Linked DNA regions of Homo sapiens: region 2 is linked to region 1. The links are chromatin contacts, found by Hi-C in ENCODE. All regions are on one chromosome and are shown on one strand. Each heading gives the region's core, a stretch centred on a gene start or an enhancer-like site at or near the end of the contact. The rest is flanking DNA. Distances are from core to core; before and after follow the strand shown.

What was found. A loop is a pair of places that touch in the nucleus more often than their neighbours do. Pooled maps may share reads with other maps.
Region 2: a loop to region 1 is called in a map of naive thymus-derived CD4-positive, alpha-beta T cell, with 9 times the contacts of the local background. The contact joins the enhancer-like site here to the promoter of TIMM21 in region 1. A Hi-C loop is called at or near these places in 2 of 168 maps with a recorded cell type or tissue (CD4-positive, alpha-beta memory T cell and naive thymus-derived CD4-positive, alpha-beta T cell) and 8 of 50 pooled maps.

The regions. Positions count from the first base shown.
Region 1 is chr18:74,146,448-74,151,562 of GRCh38, reverse strand. TIMM21 (translocase of inner mitochondrial membrane 21) reads right to left here and starts at 3,040. Exons shown (of 6, transcript NM_014177.3): 1 at 2,454-3,040. The coding sequence starts at 2,754. FBXO15 (F-box protein 15) reads left to right here and starts at 3,729. Exons shown (of 10, transcript NM_001142958.2): 1 at 3,729-3,893. The coding sequence starts at 3,778. RefSeq lists enhancers at 1-1,046, 2,790-2,879, 2,960-3,009, 3,040-3,159 and a silencer at 3,850-3,999.
Region 2 is chr18:75,068,331-75,073,445 of GRCh38, reverse strand. No RefSeq gene overlaps it. Among named protein-coding and RNA genes, the nearest start is that of PTGR3, 140 kb to the left of the region's middle. RefSeq lists enhancers at 1-347, 348-848, 2,129-2,278, 2,567-3,067, 1,928-3,127. Within about 2 kb of position 2,330, at least 28 of the 41 ENCODE cell types and tissues checked have a DNase peak (open chromatin) inside an H3K27ac peak, as active enhancers do.

The DNA.
Region 1 (5,115 bases), core at 1,791-4,290:
ATGCCCTGACAGAAATGGAGATGAAAGAATTATGAAGCAGAGACCAGGCTGGGGTGTTAAACAGAAGCCAAGGTGGGTGCAACCATCATAACTAATGGCAAGGCTGGAGTGGCAGTCGGGAGTGTCTGACCTACAGAAAGCAACAGAGTTGATGACTAGAACACAGTGTTTCCAAAGGGAAGACACAAGGGCAGCGGACAAGGCTACTTCTGAATTACACAGTCATGAGAAATTAACTACAGATGATTCCTGAGGCTGAAGGCAGCTGCTCTAATGCAAAGTCCTGAACATTGCCCCAGTTTCTGGACCTGAACCAGTTTTCAGACCTGGAACGCATTTACTGAAGGAAAGCGTATGTAACTGACTCCCCCCGTCCTTCACCAAAAGGACCTACAGTTATCAACTTGGACATAGTCTGTGCTGACAGTGATACCCAAGGACCCAAAGAGTCATGATGACCCCCTGACCGCCCTCCATCACCGGATGTAAGAAGCTCACAGGTGGGTCCAGGGACTTACCTGGCAATAATTTCTGTGATTTCCAAATGTATAAATCAAGGGGATGTACTGAGTAACTGGCAACAATAACTCCCACTTTAGTTCCTTTGGAAGTGGGTTAAGAGCCATCGCAGTGGGAAAAGTCAAATGGAAGCCCCTGAAGCTGCCCTTTCGGTGACCAAGATAGGAAATTAAAAATGATATCACATCTATGGGGAATGGCAGAGTATTCTTAGAGACCTTAGATACAGGCATGGCGATCCCCATCACGGTCCCTTGTAATTTACCAGTCTTCCTTTACAAAACACAAATAGGTGCTGGAGAATGACAGTGGTTAACTGCAAACTCAACCAAGTGGCAGCCGGGGTACACATGTAATACCACAAATGGTAACTTTACAGGGGAATGCATTAACACAATCTCATGGTATTGGCCATTGCTTTGAAGAACGCCTTCTATTCAGAAGCAGCAGCAGTAGTCTGTAGTAACATGAAACAGATAATAACAGTGTATGTTTATGATCCTGCCCAGGATTTGCTAATTCTCTCACCCTCTATCATAACAGTCTTAAGGGACTGAAACCTTCTGGACCTGGGCTGTCTAATACAGTAGCCACTTGCCACTCATGGCTATTTCAGTTCAATTTTAAATTAATTAAAATTAAATCAATTCAGTTCTTCAGTCACAAGTTTTAGCAACATTTCAAGTGCTCAAAATAGCTACAAGTGGCCAGGAACTACCCAAATGGACAGCACAGATATAGGACATTTCTATGCAGAAAGTTTTATTTGAATAATGCTGTTCTGGACATTCAGGAGAATATCACATTTGTCTACTATATTTATGCCATCATGTTAGAGCCCATAAGTAACAAGTGGCAAGTGTGTTAGAAGGCTTGGTCAGAGAAGCTGCAAGTGTGAGAGGTGGGTCCAACAAAGATGCAGAGGCTCATCAACACATGAGCCGACCTCGTGGGGCTACACTGGGGCGTGCCAAGACATGCCCTCCCAAGTAAAAGACAATTGTACCCTATACCTCCTACCACAATGCTTCATAGGCCTGTTTGAATTCTGGACGCAGCATATTCCATATTTGGGAATGTTGCTCCCATCAATTCACTCAGCCACAAGGACTGTCACGTCTGAATGGGGTGCAGATGAGGGAAGGGGTCCCTAAGCAGGCCTGGTGTGCAGTGCAAGCATGAGCACTGTTGCCTGAGCCAGATGACCTGATGCACATGCTGTTTGCCACTTCTATGCCTTTCACCTCTGCATACAGGTTGTTCCTTCGTGCTGAACTAGTATGAATGAAAAGCTAGGTTTTTGGCATAGTCAGCAGACTCTAAAACAATTGGTATGATCCAATTTTTTGGGTTAAAAATTATTAAAAGGTATGTGTATGAAAGTGCAAAATGTTAAAAATAGTCATCTTCGTGTGGTATAATCATGGCGGTCTAAATTGCTTTGTCTTTTTTTTTCCTACAAATCACATGCGAAATGAAGACATTAAAAAAAAATCTTAAAATATCTGTGAATACATCTCTGACTTTCCCTGACAACTTACATTCCATCCTCCCTATTTTATGTTTTTCTATTACTGCAGGTAACATGTGAAAGTTTTCCCTACCAGTTATGAGTCAATAATCTCTCTCTCTCTCTTTTTATCCTATCCAATTACTCTTTATTATATGTAACAGAGCCAATATAACTTGAGAAAAATTTCCCAAACATAATGAAAAAAAGTTATATCAAATTCAAGATCAACTTTCACATCTGAGTTCCAATCTGTGAAGAAAACTGTAGATCTATATGTTCTAGTTCTAAATTATGTTTAAACGGTTTTTAAAAATTCATGTGAATTGCTTTTTCACCTTTAGCAGTGAACTTGGTATAAAAGGGCATTGGCAGCTCTTGTCATGTCTGTTGAAAGCCCAATCATTAAAGTACTCCTTTTTACCTTTTTGTGATGTTGGGACGGCGGTTCCCCCTCTCTGACTCCTGTGCACAGACACTTGTTTGCTGCCATCCTCCTTTGCTTTTCGGGGGCTCGGTCCCTGCGTCCAGATGGTTTTCTGGGTGACTCCAAGAATACATCTAGGTCGCAGCGTTTTCTTTTGATATTGAAGCCCACATCTCAAACTGGGCTCAGTCTTCAAGCACGCTTTGTTAAGCACGATGTATGGCAAAAGCAATCGCTTTGCCGAGGACCTGTGCAGCTTCTCCGTATACTGTACGGCTCGTAGAAAAGTACAAATCATGTTCACGGAAAATCGTTCCGCTTAGGGACGATGCTAACTACAATTAGGAAAGCTTTAGGGTTCACTACACATGCGGCCGGACACGTACTCAAGCCTATACGTTTACATTACATGGGGTGTTAGGCAAAAACGTCAGTTTCCGCAGCGTAAATGAAAACGAAAAGTCTCCAGGGAGAACCTGATGTCTACCTTCCCTTCTGTCTTCTTTCCATTTTAATTAACAGGCTCTGATCACCTTCTGGGCTGACATTCACAGTGTCCCCGCCATGCCTTCGCAAAGTCACCTGGGAAACCCCCGTCTTCCTGGGAATAGTAGTTTGAAAACCTCGCTCTTAACTGGGATACGGCAAAGAGGCGCGCAAAAGAGACTACATCTCCCACAATTCAAGGCGGCCAGAGCACGGCGCAGGTCCTTCCCGCGCCCCCAGACGCCTCCGCGCCCAGCGTCGGCGCAGACGCTGCGCGTCCCTGGAGCGGCGGAAAGTGGGGTGTTGGTGGGGGAATTGGTACCACCCACCCTACGTGGTTCAGGCGGGACTTGCAAAAGCCAAATTAGCAGTTACAATCTACGTGTTTTCCTGATCCTTATAGAGAGGACTGTGCACAGTGGGAAATACCCCCTTGGACTGTGGTCTTGCCAATTCCGCGTGGGCAAATGATTTAGTTTTTGCGTTTTACTGTGTTTTCAGAAAAACTGGACAATAAAGAGTCAGCAAGTGGGGATGAACGAGGCCGCTGCAAAGCAGGCACCGGTTTCCTAAATGGTTAAGCCGCGAACTTGGCTTGGCGCCCTAGGCGGCAGAATGTTAGGGGTGGGTAAGGAAGCCGAGGCCCGGAAGTTTCTAGAAGCCCGCTCTGTGAGCGGGTGTCTGGCGCGGTGCCGTCTGCGCAAGGGTGGGCATACCGTTACTTTTGCTCACGCGCGCATGCGCATAAGGGGTGTGGCGACGTGCGGGCGTGGGGGCGGTGCGTGCACTCTTCGTTTCAGCCCTGGCGCGGTCCTGTGGTGAACTCCTTGTCTCTATGGCGACTGGACGCGGTCGGATCTTGCAGCAGCACTGGCTCGGCCTCCAGACGCTGCGCGGGCCCAGCAGGGGCGGTGGCGCGGCCCGGGGGCGCGCCAGGGCCTTTGGGTGCAGGTGACTGTAGGGCCTGCGGGTGGGGTCCCCTGGCGGGAAGCCCGTCACTGCGCGGCCCCGCTCTCTTCACCGTGTATTTTATTCGTCCAGCTTGGCGCAAGGCCCGTGGCCGTCTTCAACGTGAGAAGGGTATGGAAGAACGACCGGAGGAAATCCTTTCTACCCTGCAACGTGGGGTACCCTAAGTTATGACACAAATAGAGTAGCCTCTCGGGGAAATATTTTTTCTTGCGGCGCCTGTGGCCGGGGATGCGCGCACCTGCCAGGACAGGTGCAGGTCCAAGAGGTCGTTTCTCCGGGATGCGTGCCCTAAATTCACGTGTGCTCCGCCCCTGCCTTCGTATTTTCGCTCTTCTGTAACCAAGAATCTCCCTTCGTGTTTTTCATGACCTTACAACTTAGGGAAGTAGAGTCTGTTCATCAAAACCTTATCAGTTGACACCCTCATCCCCCAAGCAGATACCTCGGGCAGGCAGGTTGGTCTGGCGGGTGGGGGGCAGCACTTTCTGCACCTCCAACGTCAAGGCTAAGTTGCCATCTACATTGCCAGGTCTTGCTCATCTGCTTTCCAGAAGCATCTTCAGCGTGAAGAAGTAAAATGAGCCAGTGCATCAGAAGTATCAGCATGCATAATGGTACCTTATGAAATCCCTCTCATTATATCGTGAGCTGTTCCCTAGCTGTGTACCCATCACTGCAGTTAGTTTACAGATGGAGGGATAATGCCAAGAATGGTTTACATTCTTGAGGATTATCTTTCTGCTTGTAAGACTCCTTGATTTATAAATAGGGAAAGTCATGCATATTTTGCCTTCTAATAAACCAATGGTCTATGTTTAAGCACACAAAGGGAGTCTATTACATACTAGTTGAACTACTTGTTTTTTCCCCCTGAATCTCCAGAACTATGTCCTGTGTCCTCTCTAGGTCTCCATTACTTCCACTTACCTGTTTTCAGAAGCCCAGCCCTGTTGCTTAGTGCTGTGATAATAGTTCTTAATTGAATACCTATAATGCTAGACATACCACAAGCCTTGTCACAAATAGAATGGTGACAATGCCTGCAAAAATTCTTTTATGTAGGAGAAAAAGCAGGAATTTAAATAGGAAACTTGAACTTTTAATCAATTTGCTGCTATTACTAAAATTAGTCTTTACATAGTGCTCTATTAGGGGGAAGCAGAATGATTTTTATATGATGAATCTTTTATCCTTTGTAAGT
Region 2 (5,115 bases), core at 1,081-3,580, 920 kb before region 1:
AGGGTCCTGGGGCCTTGGCCCCATCAGGCTGGACCCTGCGAAGGCCACCCTGCCACGCTCCATGCTGCTGGGAGGAGGTCGGGCCTTCACCCCTTGCTTCATTCTCTGTCCCCTCAGGTTCCAGGAGGGACTCCCCTTCCCTCTGCCAGGCTCCATCTTCAACAGGAGTGACAGCGGTGTGTGTCACAACCCTAACGAGCAGCCCGGGCTGGGGCACAGCTTGGACTCACTTCGTCCTGCAGCCCAGCTCCCCAGCTTCTCCTGGGCATGGGTGGGGCGGTCGCCTTCACCTCCCACCACCAGAGGGTGCGACCTGAAGGCCCCAGGAGACGGCATGTGGCCCACCAGCCTCCCCATATCCAGGGTTTCACCTGGCCGTGCAAGTGCGCCCAGGCGGGGATGCGTTACCCTGGTGTGCAGCGAATCCCAGTTCTCTCCTTCCCTCAGAGGAGTGGAGCTAATGCCAGCAGGCCAGCTGATTTCTGCATTAGACATAGAGCCACACATTCTTACTGGAGGCGCCCAGTGACACAGCCAGCCCAGATGAGGGCACATAGGCGGCAGGGACCTGGGGCGGGTCTCCCCGGACTCTGGTGCACAGGGGCTGTGTCATCCCGGGCACCGTAGGGCTCAGCAGTGGCCTGGCCTCCACCCACCACACATCTAGTTGTGGCAACCCAGACATGGCCACTTGTCCCCTGGGGCCAGGCCACCTGGCTGAGGACCCCCAGGGCAGAGGACTGGGCTGCTGGGAGCCTCTCCGTGCAGGGAGTGTGGGGGCCTCGGCCACATGCCTCTGCCTGCACGGCCCTGCCGTGAGCGTCTGCGGCTGCTTCTCTAAGCCTTCCTTCCCCTGTCCTCCCACGGCCACCCACGGGCTCTGGCGTCCTCTCTCCAGGTTCCTGAATGTGTTCAGTCAGGTTACAGTCCACGCTCGCTGCTCTGGGAGACGTTCTGCCCTCAATGTAACTAAGACTCGCTACGCACCTGTCAGAAGGCCACCTTATATGGATTTCAGCTTCTTTGGGGACACTTTGCCATCACTGCCACGTCCAGACCGTGTTGTCTTTCTGATACTCTCCTTCAACAATTCACGGACACTCGCTGAGACTTGTTCACATCATCAAAGGGCTTAGAGCTGGTGTTAATATTAGGGTCTATCTATTCTCAGCCTTCACTCTGTAGAGGACCCACTAGCCTCAGGATGCACAGGTGACTCCTCTGACATCACAGCAGTTCGAGGCCAGCTCTTATTCATAAAATCGAAGGCCTGGAATGAAGTCACGGTTCTCAGCTCAGGACCCAGTCAGCAGATCCGCTTCCCAGAACTGCAGAACACGCCCTGGTGGCCCCAGGGCCAGGCGGGCCCGGCGAGGACGCCCTTCTAGACTGTGTGTCTCTATCGAGCCCACCAGCCTCTGCTAGAGTCTTCCAGGCCTGGAGGGCGCCTTTTCTCCAAGAGCAGCCTGTCCATTTTAGGATTGCACCTCTGGGACCTCTTGAGTCCCTCTCACTGAGAAGGTGTGTGTTTTGCCCCACTCCAAATGCATTAGAGGCCAGGAGCATGCTGAGCCATCTTCTTTAGGCCTTAAGAAGTAACTGGAAATTCAGCACCGTCCACAGCCTGCTGGGCTCACCTCAGGGGTGCTGGGTGCCATTCTGTGGCATATTTGTTGTCCTTTCCAAGGGAGACCCCATACTTCTTCTTCCCCCAGGACTTGCTTTACACAGATTTATGGTATTCGTTACATCTGAGACACTCTCGCTGTGTCTCGATTGCAGAGGCACGGAGATGTGAGGGGCATGCCTTCTGCAGTCAGATGGACAGGGTGTTATTTTCCCCTCTGGTGCTCCTCTCTGGCTTGTGGCGCACCTGCTTCATCACAGGACGCACCAGGAGATGACCCGTCACGAGATGCTGCTGCATGCATAGCAGGCCCTGCAGCCCGGGGCCCACAGCACCCCTGCTAACCAGGCTCCCGTGCAGCATTTCCTGCCTATAGTCAAAGAGCTCTCTCTAGAGAAGAGGAAGTCCCCATTGTTCAAGACTACCCAAAACACCAGCCTTCTCTGCACGGCACGTCGAGGAAAGAATAACTGTGCAGTGAACAGCACTGGCCCAAGTCTGCAGGGCGAGGAAGAAGCCAGGACATAAGCAAAGACAAATCTTACTAGAAACAGAACGAACTTGCAGGCTTCCCTTCAGATGACGATGACTGCGAGTGAAGAGGAAATCCTCTCCCAGCATCTCTTCCTGCTGGTGGAAGCTGCAGGTCACCTGACCACACATGACAAGACAGTGTGACTCAGATCCAGCGTCTGCCGTGAAGTTTGGTCTCAGGGCCCTGCTCATCAAGAAATGTTTTTGAAAAAGGTGGAAGTAGGTAGAGGGACGTGCTCTGAACCAGCGTGACCAAAAGACAGTGTGTTCACGGTGCATTCATCTGATTCAATTCCTGCCAAAGGCTTTTGTTATTTGAGAACATTATGACTAAACCAACAGAGAGGAAGGTGAGTAAGCAAACAGGAAAAACTGATGACGAATTGACAATCCATGTATTTATCCACCCATTTAAAGTAACTTGCTGAGCGCCTACCTAGCTGCACAAGAAGCTCAGGGCCTGAAGATGAACACGCAGAGGCTGTGTGCAGGGGCATGAGCTTACAGCTGGAATTAGAGATAAAGGAAAAGGCACCTGAGCCCTGTGACATGCGGGGGGTCAGGGGAGGTGGGACATATGTGGCCTCGTAGCCAGAGCCCCGCCTGTTTCCCAGGACATTCTGAATACGGGTGAGAGACTGCGCGTTGGACAATCACTGTGAGTCCCGACCCTTACCAGAAAAGTCACTCGCAGCGTCGTTTCCAGGCATAGGTTAGGATCACCATCCTCTCCCACGGGCCGTATGTTGCAATCCTGATATGAAAACGTCTTCTATCTCCTTCAACTGCGGCAGGAGCACAGGTGAAAGAGGGGAGCCCAGACTGGGGGTAGACTGTATTCGTGGGTTATGGCCCTATTTACAGATCAGTCATGATAGCTCTGCAGATTTGCTGGGGCTCTGTGGCGCAGTGGAGGCGAGGACAGAGGTGGCCCTGCTCTGGGAGATCCCTTCCTAACTGGGGCTCCCTGACGGCTTCCTGCACAGGAGGGGCCCGACGCCGGCGGGACAAGCAGGGAGCCCAGATCAGCCTTGGAAAGCTCAGGCTCAAACCAGAGCTCAATGTGGAAATTAAAAAACAAACCTTGACTTTGTGTTGGTTTTTATTCTTCCACTTAAAAAGTTATTTGAAGCGTAACGTGAGATCCTGGAGAGGACTGAAATGGCATGTCCTAGGTTCATGTTTATCCTGGTTATAAATTGTCTTTTTATGAAGTTGAAAGCCATGTTGAAATTAGGTCATTTTAAAAGAATTTATTAAAAGGTATTGAAAATGCAGGGCCATGGAGGAAGTAAATGATTCTTTGCCTGGGAGATTTAGAACGGATTTATTTAATTCTGGTAATGGGCTTTGTGACCACGGCTGTCTTCTGTCTCCAGCTGGTGAGCTCTTTAGGGGGGCATCCTTCGAGTCCAGCCTAGAGAAAAGCAGAGTTGTGTCCTGACTGCAGGGTGTAGGCATTTGGGTGGAAGGTTCTTTCCCTCATGCTTACTTCTCAAACATGAGGTTCAAGACCCACCTCTGCCTTGTCGATTTTACAGATCCAGAGTCCAAGAAAGCCAAGAGTCATCGACGTGTCCCAGCCTGTAACGGGCTGGGCCTCTTTGTTTTCTCACCAGAGGGTTTCAGGGTCCAGACGTGGGGCCTGGATTCTAGAAGCCCACATGCTAAGCCTTCAGCAGATACCTCCTTCACCCAGTGAAGACCAGCACATCCAGCCTGGTATTTCAAAGCTGGCTTCATAATGCTGATTTCTCTAATTTCCATCTTCAGGATATTTCTTACAGTGTTTTTTTCATCTTGTTGGGTTTGCAATGGATGCCCTGTGGAGGTGCAGCTGAAGGCGGGGGGCGAGGGAAGCCAGACTGAATCCCGCCTGCTGCCCCAGGCCCACCACTCCCGCCTGCCTGGGTTTCCATGGTATTTACTTAATGGGTTACTTTCTCATAGTGATGAAAAGTCATCCCACAATGGGAATCCTGAGCTCCAGTTATGAAAATCGCCAAGGTGACCATGGAAAGGAGGCCAGCAGGCACGCTCTGCCTCTTGGGGAGAATGCCAGGCCCCGGGCCACTCTCATCCCAGAGGGAGCAGTGGCGACCACCCCGGACCTGGACACAGCCAGCCAGGGCCACGGCCTCAGGCCATAGCCACGACCACGCAGAGCTCACAGGCACCCCCCAGCCTGCAGACCTGGGGGCCATCCTCGGCCTGTTTCTCTGCCCTTTCTTTATCTCCAATTATAAAGCAGCGCCAGGTTTTCTTGTCAGCCTCTGCCATGTCTCCAAATGGCTTTTCGGTGTCAGGCCCATCAGGAAATTAACTCATCATGCCGTGACAGCTGCTAATTTTTTCCCCTTACATGTCAGATGGATCGCCTGCTGAAGCTAATAATGAATCACCCATCCCTGATTAGAAGGTGCTTCCGAAACGTATAACTGCCATCCGAGAGAACTTTTTTCTTCATGTAAAATGATATCACCCTAGAGGAGGAGAAAACGAATTGTATTCTTCAACAAGATGGAACAGGAGGAGGTTGCTTAAGTGAGCTGTGTGCTCTCTTAAATTATGGGCTAATATTAAACAGCCAAAGAAGTGAAAACTTACAGATTTTTAGTTTGCTAAATGAATGACCTTTCTTGTTCCCTAATTCTCTTCCTAGAACCAGCTCTGGGTTAGAAATCCAAGCTGGTTCTTGGATGCTTTCCTTATGCCATCATTTTATCTTTTGTTCAGGAAAAAGAAGTTCGGTAGGACCGAGACACAAATGCCATGTGGGGAGCAGCCCCTTGCTTCTTACAGCAGAGGTGGGCTGGGGCTGCCTGGCCCTGCGGAGGCCTTGCTGTGCCCCACGAGAGAATAGGGTAGAGAGACCGGGACTTGGGTAGAGATGACCGGGATTCCTCCCCGTCCACCTCCTAGGACTTTTGACAGAGCTTTGGTTGACTGAACTT